2 separate regions of the Homo sapiens genome follow, and region 1 is linked to region 2. The links are chromatin loops, found by intact Hi-C in ENCODE. Cell type or tissue: PC-3. All regions are shown on one strand. Region 1 overlaps GRIK2 (glutamate ionotropic receptor kainate type subunit 2). Region 2 overlaps GRIK2 (glutamate ionotropic receptor kainate type subunit 2).

Evidence for each region. Peaks named below come from ENCODE experiments on the same cell type or tissue, not always from the same donor. Only the 100,000 strongest peaks of a DNase experiment are listed, where the experiment ranks them.
Region 1: it touches region 2 in a loop (11-fold over the local background); 1 of 110 quality-filtered maps calls a loop at or near these places.

What each region holds. Positions count from the first base shown.
Region 1 is chr6:101,737,820-101,745,819 of GRCh38, reverse strand. All of the region lies in intron 7 of GRIK2 (glutamate ionotropic receptor kainate type subunit 2), which reads right to left. Among named protein-coding and RNA genes, the nearest start is that of GRIK2, 350 kb to the right of the region's middle. RefSeq lists an enhancer at 3,957-4,492. In PC-3, no CTCF peak of the experiment used is centred here; no DNase peak of the experiment used is centred here.
Region 2 is chr6:101,662,780-101,670,779 of GRCh38, reverse strand. The region is part of intron 4 of GRIK2 (glutamate ionotropic receptor kainate type subunit 2); the gene reads right to left. Among named protein-coding and RNA genes, the nearest start is that of GRIK2, 270 kb to the right of the region's middle. In PC-3, no CTCF peak of the experiment used is centred here; a DNase peak (open chromatin) is centred at 4,319; H3K4me3 peaks cover 321 bases; H3K27ac peaks cover 1,038 bases.

The DNA.
Region 1 (8,000 bases), 75 kb before region 2:
AAAATGGAGTTATTTAAAAATTGAAGTGTTACAATATTAAATGATCCTGATGAGGAGAGAAACTGGGAAACATCTAAAAATATAGCTGCAGGGAGAGCACCCTGAAGAGCTAAGGTGTTAAAAGAACACTGACAACAGAAAAAGAAAAAATAAACATGGCTAATTTTTTTTCTTAGTTTTAATTTTGTAATGGGCATGAAATTTTGAGACTAGTTGAAAGAAAACTAAATTTTATACTGTGATTTCATATTGCCCATCTATTATTCATACATAAAACGTTTCTCAAAAAATATATATAAAATATTTCTCAATCCATCTCAACGAGAATACCAAAAAGCCTTTATAATATGTATAACTTGGCCAGGTGCTTTTTAAGCAATACATGACTGTATTGGTAATCATCAATAGAATGCCAGGCCCATCATGCTCAGCTGTTTTCTATGAGGGTCTGATCAAAAGTCCAGCCCATGTAACTGATTCTTCATAGAGTACTCAATGTGATGTGAAGGTTATTCATTCTGATATATTCCCTAAAGTGTATAAATCCAAAATTTTGATCTCCAAATCTAGATCAGGTTTATATTTCGCTACCAATAGTTATCCTTTCACTGAATAACAAGTTGATATACCTTCAGCTTTTTATCAAAAATTGAAAAAAACTAAATTACTCCATGAAGAATGTTAAGATCATGTTGTTTATTAATCCTTATGTTAGCATTCATTTAATAAATTTTTTACAACATGAAAAAATATCTTTTCAAATGGACAAATATAATAAATAATTTCCCTTTAGTTATGGGAATTGCCTAAAATACTTTGCTTGCTTTTTGCCTTACCTACAAGGAAGCTTAGAATTAAACAGTGCTCACAATTTGCAGTTGCAAACATATGGAACCAGCCCATATGCCCATCAATCAACAAATGGATTAAGAAACTGTGGGCCAGGTGCAGTGGCTCTTGCCTGTAATCCCAGCACTTTGGGAGGCCAAGGTGGGCGGATTACCTGAGGTCAGGAGTTCGAGACCATCCTGACCAACATAGAGAAACCCCATCTCTACTAAAAATACAAAAAAATTAGCCAGGCATAGTGGTGTGTGCCTGTAATCTCAGCTACTCGGGAGGCTGAGGCAGAAGAATCGCTTGAACCCAGGAGGCAGAGGTTGCAGTGAGCTGAGATCGTGCCATTGCACTCCAGCCTGGGCAACAAGAGTGAAACTCCATCTTAAAAAAAAAAAAAAAGAAAAAGAAAAAGAAATTGTGATATATATATATATATATATATATATATATATATATGCGCGCACGCACACACACACACACACACACACCATGGAATACTACTCAGCCATAATAAAGAATGAAATAATGGCATTCATAGCAACCTGGATGGAATCGTGGAATTGGAGACCATTATTTTAAGTGAAGTAACTCAGAAATGGAAAACCAAACATCGTATATTCTCACTAATATGTGAGAGCTAAGCTATGAAGAGCCAAAGGCATAAGAATGACACATTGGACTTTGGAGACTCAGAGGAAAGGATAGCGGTTGGCAAGGGATAAAAGACTACATATTGCTGGCTGGGCACGACGGCTCATGTCTGTAATCCCAGAACTTTGGGAGGCCGAGGCGGGCGGATCATGAGGTCAGGAGATCGAGAACATCCTGGCCAACATGTTGAAACCCCGTCTCTACTAAAAACACAAAAAATTAGCCGGGCGTGGTGGCGGGCGCCTATAGTCCCAGCTACTCAGGAGGCTGAAGCAGGAGAATGGTGTGAACCTGGGAGGTGGAGCTTTCAGTGAGCCGAGATCATGCCACTGCACTCCAGCCTGGGCAACAGAGTGAGACTCCATCTCAAAATAAAAAAAGACTACATATTGCTACAGTGTACACTTCTCAGGTAATGGATGCACCAAAATCTCAGAAATCACCACTAAAGAACTTGTTCATTTAACTAAATACCACCTGTTCCCAAAAAACCTATTAACGTTTTTTAAAAATTAATAATACTCATATTAAGCAAATATAATGGCTACCTAACACTTGCTTTAAGTATCTGAAATTTTTAATTATTTTTAAAGTAAGAAAAAATATGGAAGTGATAGGACATACTACATAGGGCACTTGTTATCATGAATGAAATTGAGGGTTGATGTTATTTTTAAAGACCAGAAGGAGAATACAAGACCACACAACTCCATTTTGATTACTTTCTCTGTGGTAAGGAGAACAAGGTGTAGATAAAAGACTATGGAAAAAACTATGGAAGGAAGCCTCTAAAGGCCAAGATAAAGAAGCATTAGGAAGACAGCTATTAGCTGGTCTAAATAAGTTTCCATATAGAAGTGAATTGCATCCCAACGTGTTAAGAAATTTTTCATATAAGATGGATTAAACCCTGCTTAAAACAAGGGCTGACCTGATTAGGCCCACCAAACTTAACCCATCTGGCTTGCTTTTAGCTGCTTGCTTCTAGTTGATTTTAAAACTTATATAGCTAAAAGTCACATAGCTAAGCGATATAAACTAAACTTTTCCTAACTTTCTTATAACATCGCTGAGGTGTAGGTCACCATGGTAACGATTGTTTAAGTTGTTTTTCAGGAACTTGGTCAGCTCTTGTCCAATGCAAGCTGGTTGAAACCACTAACCCTCCAGTTGGGCTGGTGTAAATGTCCAATAGGTGACCTTTTGTTGTCCAGGGACTAAAAACTCCACCCTAAAATCATGCTAACAAATACCATTTTGTAAACATGATTCCCGTAAAGAGCCACGAAGCTTGACTATGCTCGTATAGATCGCCAGTTACCTCACTTTTCCTTAATCTCTCTAAACCAAAAATAAAATTCTAATCTCCCCCTGTCAACCATGTGAATGGACTTCGTCCTCAGCCAGGGCTCTTAAAATTTAACCTGAGAGACGGTTTTAGGCCATGATGGGAAGTGGGGGGTCTAGCATGCCTCATTATACCTCTCCGGCATTAACATCAACACAGACTTTAAGTATGATAAAAAACATTTTACAGCCTATTCTCTTTGAAACCTGCTAGCTAAAAGCTTCATCTGCATGGTAAAACTTTGGTCTCTACAACCACTTATCTTAACCCAGATATTCATTTCTATTGATCCCAGGTCTTTAGACAAACTCAGCCAATTGTCAACTAAAAAATGTTTCAATTTATCTATAGCCTGGAAGCCCTTGCCTCAAATTGTCCCGCCTTTCTGGACCAAACCAATGCATTTCTTAAATGTATTTGATTAATGTCTCATGCCTCCTTAAAATGTATAAAACCAAGCTGCACCCCGACCACCTTGAGGACGTGTTCTCAGGACCTCTTAAGGGCTGTGTCATGGGCCACAGTCACTCATATTTGGCTCAGAGTAAATCTCTGCAAATATTTTACAGAGTCTGACTCTTTTTGTTGACACCTCAATCATCTTACCCCACACCTTAGTCCACCCTGATTCTTTATCCCACAAATATCCCTAAACCACATCTTCAGGAGGCAGATTTGAGACCTGTCCTCTCACCTCCTCACCTGGCTGCCTCATGAATAAACTCTTTCTCTGCTGCAAACTTGTCACCTTAGTGATTGGCATACTGCGTAACAGGCACACCAGGCCTGGTTCACTGTCACTGCTAGGAAGCTAAAAACTATTAAAAAGATATACATTTGCTTTTTCCAAAAATAGAAAAAAGTATATTCTGATAATCTTCTTAAGCAGAATTGTATGATAGCTTATTAACCTCAGTAGAAGTCTAAAGAGAGGCTGTTACCACTAGGGCATATTAAGAACAGTGTGGTATAACAGAGTGTTGACCTTGGAGTCAGGTAAACCTGGGCATACTCCCAGCTTTGCTATTTATTAGCTGTTAACTTTGGACACATTACTTGGCCCTGGTAAATAAAACTGGGACATAATGAGCACTCAGTAATGCCATGCTTAAATTATTTGCTTTTTTGGTGTAGTTGTGTGTCATTTTCTCATTTTAAGAGTTATCACATGTAAAGAGATCACGGTTTAGCATAAAGATTATTTTCAAGTGAAAACATTTGAGCTACAGAAAATGAAAAAGAAATCTTATCTGAACATCCCTTATCTGATTAAAGCAGAATGTCCTGAAAATATAGCTCCCATTAACTCCCCTGCAAGGAATTTCCTGTGAATTCAGCTGCCATGGAGACAGGCTTCCTATTCTCATTAGCATCAAAAAGCCCAATAAACTTTCCATACGTTTCCACTGATGCCCTTTTAAAAAAATACATTTTGTTAAAATGGTATATAAAATGTTAATTTTGAGGATTCAGTGAGTTACTCATCACTGAGTACTCCTGAGGGTTTGCAATGTACATATACATAAACACTGTCTTTTATTCTGCTAATCTATCTATCGTCAGTTAACTCTCAGGACCCCAACCATTTGAACCTAAGATCATAGAGGAAAAGTTTCTTCCTAACAGATGAATTCTGCAGACAAGTGTATCTGGATTTCAACAGAGAACTTAAGAAAACTCTAGTAATAGTTGGTCTATTTGAGTGGATTCCTTATTATTGAATATTTGGTAGTTCTTGACCCTATTTCCCATTAGAATCATTTGGTGAATTATTTAAAATTCCAACACTTAGGCCATACCTCAGTCCAAATTATACAGTCAAGGTTGACAACCAGTGTCCTCAGGGAAATTTCCTAGTTGCATACTTGCATGCTTGTGGCTTTCCCTGACCTTGTCCTCCTCAAAGTAGTGGTTGTATTTTATTTGTTTATTGTTTCTGTTTTTTACCTTGAGTGAGAAGCATAAAAGCCAATTAAATTTGCAGATGTCAGGCTGATATAGATTGGATAATTGTCCCCTCAAAAATCTCATGGTGAAATGTGATCCCTAATGTTGGAGTGGGATCTAGTGGGAGGTGTTTGGGTCAGTGGGCAGAACCCTCATGAATGGCTTCGTGCTTTACCCATGCTAATGAGTAAGTTCTTGCTCTATTAGTTAACAGGAGAGCTAGAGGTTAAAAAGAACCTGGCACCACCCCCTCTTGCTTCCTTTCTTGCCAGCCGGCTCCCCTTCCTTTTCTGCCATGATTGAAAGTTTCCAGAGGTCCTCACAAGAAGCAGAGGCTGGCTGGAGCCAAGCTTCTTGTACAGCCTGCAGAACTGTGAACCAAAGAAGCCTCTTTTCTTTATAAATTACCTAGCCTAAGGTATTCCTTTATAAAAACACAAAACAGACTAATACGTATGTTTAAACATGGGGTCAAACCTAACAAAGAAAAACAAGAGCAAAAGTTACGTTCTGAACATAGCTTAAAAATAAAGTGAAAATAACCACTACACAAATGTAGAATGCAGTTGTGGACTTAAAAGCATTAGTTCTCCTCTCCCCCTTTTCCTTTTAAAAATTGCTGTTATTGGGTATAAATAATAATGAACATTTCTGTTTTTCATCTGCCATGCACTGTTAACAACCTTCCTATATGTTACTTCAATTAGTCCTCACAACAACCTCAGGAACAGGAAATACAATGCTATTTTATAGCCAAAGAACCACTCAGAAACATGGAGTATTTGGGAAGGATAAGCCAGTGCAGAGAGCAGGGATTTAACACCAGATCCGGCCAGCTGAGCCAGTGTCCCACACTATACAGCCACAGCAGATTTGGACTGGGTTGGATCTGCCAAAAAGCTGCTGGGAATTTAGACTCCAACTTAACTTTGAGTCAAACATGAATTCTCAACTCAGGCAATCGCTTTCCCTTTCTCCACCATATCATTCCCAGAGAGCAAAGTTGATTCTGCGGAGGGCAGGGGATAAATCTGTGATGTTAGCATTTCATAGGTGAGCAACTACGAAAACAATGTCTATAAAGGCTCTTTGAGGGTGGGGGATGATCATGAAAAAAAAAATCCCTGCTCCAAAACCACAGATTTAACAGCCTCCTTATACTTTTCGGGTTAGGCCATGTCTTACAGAAAATTGTGTGAGGTTTGCAGTGAAACATGACACATACTGGCAAACTGGAGGGAGATTTACCAGGATAGCACAGGGGCCTGCAATTTTTAAGTAGGTTAGAGGAGAAGAAACATCAAGTGATGGAAACAGTCACAATTGTGGCTCCTCAACTTCAAGAATATCTGAGAAATATAAATCTTCCTTATAATTACCTAATTTTTTAAAGAAAAAATATAACATTTTAAAAGATTATCTTACATTTGCTATATCATTTCTTCATTAAAAACAATGAAATAAATTAAGAAGGTAGACTAGTCCTTATTTAAGAGAAGCTGCCCAGAGGTGAAGTACTTTGCCCAGGGTCCTTGAGCCAGTCAATAACAGAGCCTGAACGAGAACCCAAGTGTGCTACTCACCGTCCACTGCTCTTTCATTTATCACAGTGTCACAGCATTTCCCATTAAGAGTCCTCACAATTCTGAAACCCACAAAAATGGCAGACCAGCTATAAGATAGATTGAATAATGTAATAAACAAAAATTAATGGAAGAGTTTTAAATAAATATACCCTCCAATCACCCACTGAGGGCCTATGTGATTTATTGATGTTCGTGTTCTCCAGTGGCAGAAACAAGAGAGTAAAATCAATAGCATGCGATAGTCCATTTGAAGTTATTAATGTTCTATTCAGTTGAGAAACTTGACATATTCAAAAAAATCTTACTGTGACTGTGACATTTTGTAAATAGTCAAGAACCAGAAATAATTTAATCATGTAAGTAATACATCAGGCTCTTGCCTTAATTAGCAATTCCATAGACAGGTTTAGAGTGAATGATAGACATCTGTTAAAAGAGAAACAAGGCTTCTACATCTGTGCGCTATGCAGACTGCTGTCCTTGAGAAAGCTTTAGAACCCTTGCTCCTGCTGCCACTCTTACCACAGTCCCGTTTTCTATTTTACTTCACAGCACTTATCATCACTAATATTGTGTTATGTTATTTTTCTTTATTGTCTTTCTTCTCTCTCAAACTGTGGTTCTTTACACAGGGTGATTTTGCCACCCAAGAGACATTTATTTGGGCCCTATCAGCGTATATTAGGTAGAGAACAGGGATGTCACTAAACATCCAACATTACATAGGACAGTCCCCCACAGCAAAGAGTTATCTAGCCAAATTGTCAGTAGTGCCAAGGTTGAGAAACCCTGGTCAACAATGTCAGATTTGTGAAAATAGGGACTCTTGCTTAATATTTACCATATAAATGAATGAATGGATGAGTGAATGAATGAGACCAGTGTCTCAAAGGATAAAGTAGGAATGGGATAAAAAAAGCTGTGAAGATAGGGCAGGTGGGAACACTAGAACAATCCTCAGGGGAAAAATACAAAACTGCAATTTGCATATAGTATCTAAGTACAAAGTCTGAAAATAGGCAAAAGTTGACATTGTAATATCAACTACTTAAGAATTTTCTCCATGTAACTTTAAGCTGCTTCTGAAAAGAATTAAAGAGAGAGATTATTTTCAGGAGTATATATACATATATACATGTAGTTGACAATTACAATTACAATTGACAATTACAATTACAATTGACATTTGACAATTGTCAATTACAATTGACATTTGACAATTGTCAATTACAATTGACATTTGACAATTGTCAATTACAATTGACATTTGACAATTGTCAATTACAATTGACATTTAATGTGTCAATTGTATATTTTTTCCTATGTTAGGATAATTTCCTAATTATTCCTCACAATGGTTTAATACCAAGTTACATATTAGAAGAGTTTTGTCTGTTTCTCTTCACTAAGAAAAAAAAGAAGACATATGTCTCAATCTCTATCTTCTTAGGCCTGATATTTGTAAGTAGTCAATAATTCATTTGCCTCCAGAGCTCATTTAATTATTCTCATCCTAAATATCCTGTTGACATTGAAAATGTTTCCTGATTTTAATCAATTCTGACATGAATTGATTTTTGTTCAACCTTTTCTTTCACAATGCACCATTCTCTTTCACATCTACAGCC
Region 2 (8,000 bases):
ACATGGGAAAATATTGTATTAAAAATGTACTAGCTACTATCTCTATTTTTGGATGATATTTTGACACTGATTTAGATAGAAAACCTAACATTAGAATTAAAAAACATTAAGAAATTAACTCATTGCCAAAGGAAAGGCGTTATATAGTTACATATTAGCTCATAAGTTTTGAATTGAAAAAGCTCAGCTGACCCCAAAATAGAAATTTTCTGAAAATAATGTCCACAAATAGTTTTTGTAGAGTTCATCCTAAGGATAAACACTGCCAAGTATTTTCAAGTCTCTTAAGAGCTCATGTTGATAGTCCATTGAGCCATCAGGTACAATAAATGTTTACTTATTCTCTTCACACTCATACATCTCTGCTGGCATTAATGTAACAGATTTCAGTTTGCCAGTTTCCCTGGGGAATAACATTGAAGAGTGAAAAAAAGATAAAAACCTCACTACTAGTAGGACCTGCCGTCTCCTACTTAAAAATTTGAGTAAAATGTTATCTTCATTCATTCATTCCACATATATTTTTTGCACATCCACTATGTGTAAGACACTGATCCTAGATAAATATAATGACTGGAATAATATTACTTATTCAGTCTTCAACTGCATGAGATACAGTTTGACTCTGGCATTTTTTTTAAGTACAAAAGCAGTTTCTATAATGCTTTTCACATTCAATGTTTTAAAAAAAATGGCTTACTATTTCAATCAGACAGAAACAGTCTAGAGAACAGTTTAAATACAGAATGCAGAATCATTATTTTTAAATTCTCACTTTCCATCAACTCCTGCACCAGGAGTTGCTTAGAATCTTCTCTTAGCTTCTAAGCCTCTCTTGTTCTGTCCCATGATATTATTTCTCATATTTCCATATTTATTTTCATTCTTAATCCTTTGCTTTCCTTATTCCCTGACATTTAGATACAAGTCTCTGAATTCCATTATTTAGCACACTCTAGAAAAATGGAAGATGGTTGACAAAAAGAAAGATGCATTCAAGACATCCAAAAAATAGATGTTTATCCACCCATTTTATGTGAAATACACAAAGGCATTCCTGTAGTATAACTTATGTGGATGAAGGTTTTTATCCAAAGAAGTATGGACTTAAGTAGCAGCAATGTTTTTAAATTACATTATTGGCTATATATTTATTTCTGTGGGTCTATATCCATCTTTTCACCAGCCATGTCTTCTCTTTGCAACTCATCATGTTCTAAAAATGCCAATTGCAGAAAAGATTACCCTAATCAGACATATCACACACAAGCAAATATGCATACTTGGTAAAATGAGAGGTTTTTCTCTTTTAGGAAAAAATAAGTCTCTCAAAATAATTGAGATGGTTTATATGTCTTCCTATCCTACAGTCCATTGGTCAAAATGAAGAAATCAATGGACGCTTTGATTTGATGAAATAAAAAGGCAAAATTAATTTTGCTGAAAATGTGGTTAATATAAATAATTTACAAACAAACATTTTCAGAATTATTCTTTACTAACAAATTTGGTGCCTATTTAAATTGTTAAATTATTTAATGACAGAGTAGAATTATAACTCCTTAAAACAGCCTTTTAATTAAAGTGTCCCCTTCTTCCCTAATGTAATTAATTGATGTAATGATAGTAAAAAACAAACAATCTGCACAGATGGGCTCCACAAAACCTTCTAACAAAAAAGGGTACCACATTGCAATTATCCTTATATTTTGGTAGATGAGTAACATTCTATTACCTCTAATTCCTTCACTAAGAGTACAGTACTGTTATTTTTTTTTAACCTTTTTCTACTTTTACTTATTTCAGTAGTAGCTGAAATCAAGGTTTGTCTTTATCTTACAGGGACAGAGGGCTGAGCTGCTCTTTTAAGAGACTGTCATCAATTTAGCTTTTAAGGAGAATCCAGGAGGAGACATTTATGCACACTGCAGCTGGCACTCTCTTCTAAAGAGATTAATCACACCACTTCTACGGCAGGCCTCGACTACCCTATCCCCAGGAAGGGAGTCCCAGGTTTCCTCCCATACCCAGGTATCCATTTTGGCAGCTACACAAACTAGTGATTTGCCACCTGGCTTAATCATCAGGCCTATTTATCATTTCAGTCAGTCTTTATGCAAGCTCAGACTCAACCCAAAATGCATTGTATTATAAGCTACACAAAAATGATTCATCTATATTCCATGTTTCATCATCATCTTTTTTTTTTCAGTTGAGAAAAGATAATAATTTATTCAGAAGCCAAAGTATGGCCTTTCAAAGAATTAATTTTATTAGAATGTATGTGGGCTACAGAAATGTTTTAAAGCTAACTAAATAGTGCATATGTACCAGCTATGGATTTTGTAATGTGTGGCAATGCTGTAAAAATAGAGAAGAGAGCTAACTATAATGAGAAAATTTAAAATGGTTTGACACAAGTAGTAGATTGGCACTGAAACAAAATCCAATCTCCAATTTTTTATCAGCCATTCTCTCCTTCTGGAGGTGGGTGGTGATGCGGATTTTTTCTGTACAGAGAACATTGAAAACAGAGATAATTGGGGCTTAGAGAAATAAGAGAGAAGAGAAAAGGAAATGAAAGGAAATCTTCAAAGAGTTTTTCACCTTCTCAGAGGAGGAAAAGAAAGCTATACAAAATAGAATTGGAGGGCTAGTCTCCTTGGGACATACTCAAGTCTGAATGCTAATTTTACAGAGATATTGCCTTCTTTCTTTGAAATTTTCTTTATTTTAAAATTATGATATAACCTAGTAAATTGAAGACCCAGAACATGTTAAAACATTTTAGCTTGATACATTATAAACCAAGTGGCAAATGAGTTTTAACTTGCATGTCAGGGATAATTGATTATTTGTAGCTAAATGAAGCACTGTGCCAAGAATCTTTCTGAGTCCAGTTCTGTGTCTAGGGGCATGTTTCAATACGGGATCTGACCCAGGTGGTGGGATAGGCATGGTGGGATTATATAATGGTTATCCCCATATTAAAATCTCTTGATTATTTTTAATGATATTAAATCATATCCATTATATTGTTTTATTAATGGCAAAGCCCTTCCACGCTTTGTAACAAAAATCATAATAATAATACAGTATAGATGATACATTCTAGGCACTATGTTCTCTTCGAAGCCAGGACACACTTGATAACCTTGAACCATGATACATTCAAATAAATAGAATTCCAGCAGGAATTCAGACCTTTACAATCCCATGAAAACATTTTAAAAGTGTACAAATTTATAGTCAGTTGCAACTAAAATCCTGTATTTTTTTCTCTTCTCAAACACACCCAAATCCTGAAAACACACTTTGACACTTAATACATGTACATGTGTATGTGTGTACACACTTAGAATCATACACATACATACTTCCTTTGCTTCTGTTTTCCTGGAAGTCTAGTTTACCTCTTCCCTAACTTCCTTCCACAGGAGAATTCGGCCATTATGTTTTTGTTTTTTCTACTCCACTCCCATTTGTAAACTTCCATACCAGAAATGCTCACAACCCTGATCTAGCAAAGCAGAAGCCTCTCAGGAAAGCCTAAGTGGGAGAGTCACTAACTAGACACCCTTTTGTAGGTAAGTCATGGAGAGCGGCTGAAACCCACAGGATGATCTTATATGTGGCATAACAATGTCAAATTTTAGAATCATATAAGTGGCATGGCAGCCCGTGGCAGGCAGATTCAGGCTGAATCCCAGGTCATTAACTCTCTCCTGAACAAATATAGACAAAGGTATTTAAATGTTTTAAACTTTAGTTTTCTCCCTTATAAGCATTTGATAATAATAATTATTACCATATAGGAAAAATCAAATGAACAAATCACTTAGCACTGTGCTTGGCACATGTTAACCCTTTTCATTGGTTCTGTTAACTGCTTTTCCTTTGGATCCCAGGATGGTATATATGTGTCTCAACAGGCCCTACTTGATCTCAAAATCTTGCCTGCAGTCCTGTAAGGGGTATCTTTATCAAAATGTTTTCATTAAAACCATCTAAGTGAATTTTACTTTCTGCTAGGACTCTAATACACTGTCTGTACGCTGGCATATCTCTTACCAGTCCACTTTCTCAAACTCTAGACTTTTAAATTCACTTTTCTATTTGGCATCTGTGTAATAAAGAATTAATTTTACCTAAAGAGAGATCCGGCCTTTGCCATTAGCTCCTGGGAGACACTCTCTAAGCCTTTGCCATGTCCTATCTAACAAGAGTGCTTTTGTTTATTTGGGCACCTTGGGCTAACAATGTGATTAGTCAAACAATGTGATTCATGGTAGAGGCTTTGAGCTATGTGGCATCAGCTCAAGTTCTGGAGGGGTTGGAGACTACAGGTCAGCCAAGTGGGTGGCCAGTCATGTCTACATGATTAAACCCTAATAAACACTTAAGACATTCAAGCTCTAGTGAGCTTGCCTAGTTGGCAATACTACATGCACATTGTTACAGGTCATTGCCTGAAGAAGTGAGCACTGTCCACAAATCCACTGGGAAAGAACAACTGAAAAGTCTGGGCACGGACCTCTCCTGGACTCTTCCCTATGCACTCCTTCCGTTGGCCAATTTTAACCTACATTGTTTTGCTGCTATAAATTGTATCCATGAGTATAACAGCTTTCAGTCCACTCTGTGACTCATTCTAGCAAATTATCAAACTTGAGAGTAATCTTTGGGACCCCTGAAATTGCAACTGGTGTCAGAAGTGAAGGTGGCCTTGGAGGCCCTTGAACTTTTCAGCTGGTGTTAAAGTGAGGGTGGCCTTCAGGGTGCCTAAATAATGCTACGTCTCTATTTTGATGATTAATAGATACTACAAACAGTATTCCCAAACTAGTTCTCCATCTCTGTACCCTCCAAAGCTGCTCCTCCCTCAATCATCTCTAAGTAGGATAACAGCAACTCACCTTTCCAGTTACTCAAATAAAAAATAGAGGTGTCACCTTTGATGGCATTCTTTCTGGCACAACCCATATCCAACATTTTAGAAAATCCCATCAGATCTACCTTCAAAAATACCTAGAAAATGACCAACTCTTACCTCTTCTAACATACTGGACTAAACTAACATAGTCTCTCAAATGGATTCTAACAAAAGCCTCCTAACTAGTATTGCTCCTATATATTTGTATATCCAACAGCAATTCATAACCTTTAAGGTTTATTTTTAAAATATAGAGAACTTAGTGACAGAAAGGTGGGAATAAAGAAGGCAGGAACTTGCCAAGGATGTTTTGATGCAGTATTAAACACATGAAATCACCTAGGTGAAACCATATTCAGTGTCTACTAGAATATAAAATTTTAGATTTGACTCAATATACAATGAACTCCAAAGCAGACATACACTATGACAGTGGCTGTGCTTCTCTTGGCCAGGTGGAGGGAGTTACTGTGATTCCAAACAACCAGTCTTTTCATAGAAAATTGTATAGTAAACAGCATGGAGAACAGAATGCAGTCCTACTAGGTGGTGTCTTAGATATAACCAGAAGTTTCAGGTTCTGGATGGGGGAAGCAGTAGGGTTAAGGAAAATGAAGTGGACAGAGAGTGCCAGAACTCCCATCATATGATTGAGGCTGGGCCCAATATGCAAGACTAGCCCTATAACAATGCCAAGGAGCACCTACCTGGTCATAGCCAGGGCTAAACTGAGGTGTTATATGGAGTGTATCTGTGATTCCAGCAGAGAAATGTTAAGGAAGGCAAGGGCTAAGATATTTAGCTGTGTCCCCACGCAAATCTCATCCAGAATTGTAGCTTTCCTGATCTCCACATGCCATGCGAGGGGCCCAGTGGGAGGTAATTGAATCATGGGGGTGGGTTTTTCTATACTGTTCTCATGTTAGTAAGTCTCACAAGAACTGATTTTTTGTTGTTGTTTTTTATAAAAGGGCTGTTCCCTTGAGCATCCTCTCTTGCCTGCCACCATGTAAGATGTGCCTTTGCTCCTCCTTAACCTTCTACCATGATTGTGAGGCCTCCCCAGTCATCTGTGAGTCCATTAAACCTCTTTCTCTTTAGAAATGGCCCAGTCTTGGGTATGTCTTTATTAGCAGTGTGGGAACAGACTAATACAGGCTGCCAGCCTGATTATGACTTATAAAGTCAATATGCTGTTTCTGTTTCTGCTTTCACTGATATGAAAAAAAGCAATTATGCCATTATCAAAAAGTAAGCAGTGCTTTTGGCCATGCCAAGGCTAAAACCTTTTGGCTTCTAACACTTTAGGGTCTAAGCTCAGTATATGCTAATTTCAATTTTCTCTTCAGAATATTTCAGTTTGTGAGAAGCCAGTAAAATTAATGTTGCATTTTAATTCTATCTCTTTGCTTATTGCTATTAAAATTTGCTTGCATCTCAATCGTGAGAGAAATAAGCACATTAGCGACTGATATAAGAGCTGTGCTTGCTGGAGCACCAGTCATGGACAGTGGCTTAGTTCTTTGCTGACCAAAGCCTAGACCCATCCTATTATCTATTTCTTTTTTGTCCTGTTTGTACAGCTGCTGCACATGGGCTTATATTTGGTATAATGAGATGGGGCAGATAAAAAGTTGGACAGTTTAGTGAAAAAGCAGTTGTATTTGTCAGGACTATCTTGGTAATATGTGCAGGCCCAATTCACACTACACTGAGCAAAAAGGTAACTCATTGTCTCCCATAACTGAGAATAAACTCCAGGCATGGTTGAAACAAGGAATTCTTTGTTTCTCTGTTCTCTTTTCCTCTGTTACCTTAATTACTCCTTCCCTTTTTCCCATTTTATAACACAGATGACAATCAGAATTTCACACTCATAAAAAGATATTTTCCTCAAAAGTTCTGTCAGTATCCTAGGAAGGCCTCTGTCCCAGACTGGTGTGATTTGGTGGGAGTAGAGAGTTGCAGTTAGGTTAGATGCCTACCGAATGGCATCAGTGGGTGACTGAAGCAGCCTCGCCTGAACTACATGGACTGCGAAGATTCCCTCAAAGGGATTCTGGGCACACAGACACCTACACAAACACAACCCAGAAATGCATCACAGCAATGTTTTAGAAACTCTTTAACAGGATTATTGTAACTTTGGTCTGTGTGCAGAATTTGGTAATATTTTGATTTAATGGTTGTTTATAATCAGTCACTCTTATTTTTCACCAAACGGGCATCTTTTTAAAAGAAGACACAGAGGTAGTTGCTTAATAATTAAACAAAGACAACAAGCATAATCCAGAAGCATCCTGTATATTTCTTCTCCTGTATATTTCTTCTCCTACTTCACCATACTTCATCATCTGCTATCCTGGCGGTGTGACTGACTCACCCTCAGTGGGACCAACACACTTCATTGTTCAATTCTGATGGCCACTTCACAGGCACTTTTGTCTCCTGACAACCTGTTCAGATGTACGCCTGTCTTACTGTCGCTCTCACTGCCCTCTCAGCTTGTGATAACCCAACTTCAGCTCTCCAGACAGCGGCTGATTAGGTAGCCTGCTGTTCTTTAATCCCCACTTGTGCTCAAGTCAATGCAGTTATGAACGGCAAATGATCCTTCACAGCTCTTATTCTGGCTATGTCCCAGGATGCTGCTGTTATTGGTTTTATACTGGCACTTAATACATCAAATATGATTTAACGTTGACATTGATGAAAGAGCTTATGATGTTTTATGTTGCTGGGCTCATGACTAACAATTATCAGAACTTTTATGTCCTGGTGGGAATGCCAAGTAGAACGTAACTCTTTAGAATCTCAGGTTTTATTTTATCTTCTTGTCCCAGAAATAATATCATCAACCCCAAAGTCTTTAGTAGTTGTGCTTATTGAACATACATGTTATCTTATGAATGATTAAAAGATGTAAATGTATCAGGAATACATGACAGCACATATTGTGTATTTTGAATTGAGAATACAGAAGTGAAATTAAAAAATATAAATGGTATATGTTCACCACCTGTGAGATTATAGGGTGGTGGTGGTGAGACAGATATGCAAATCATTT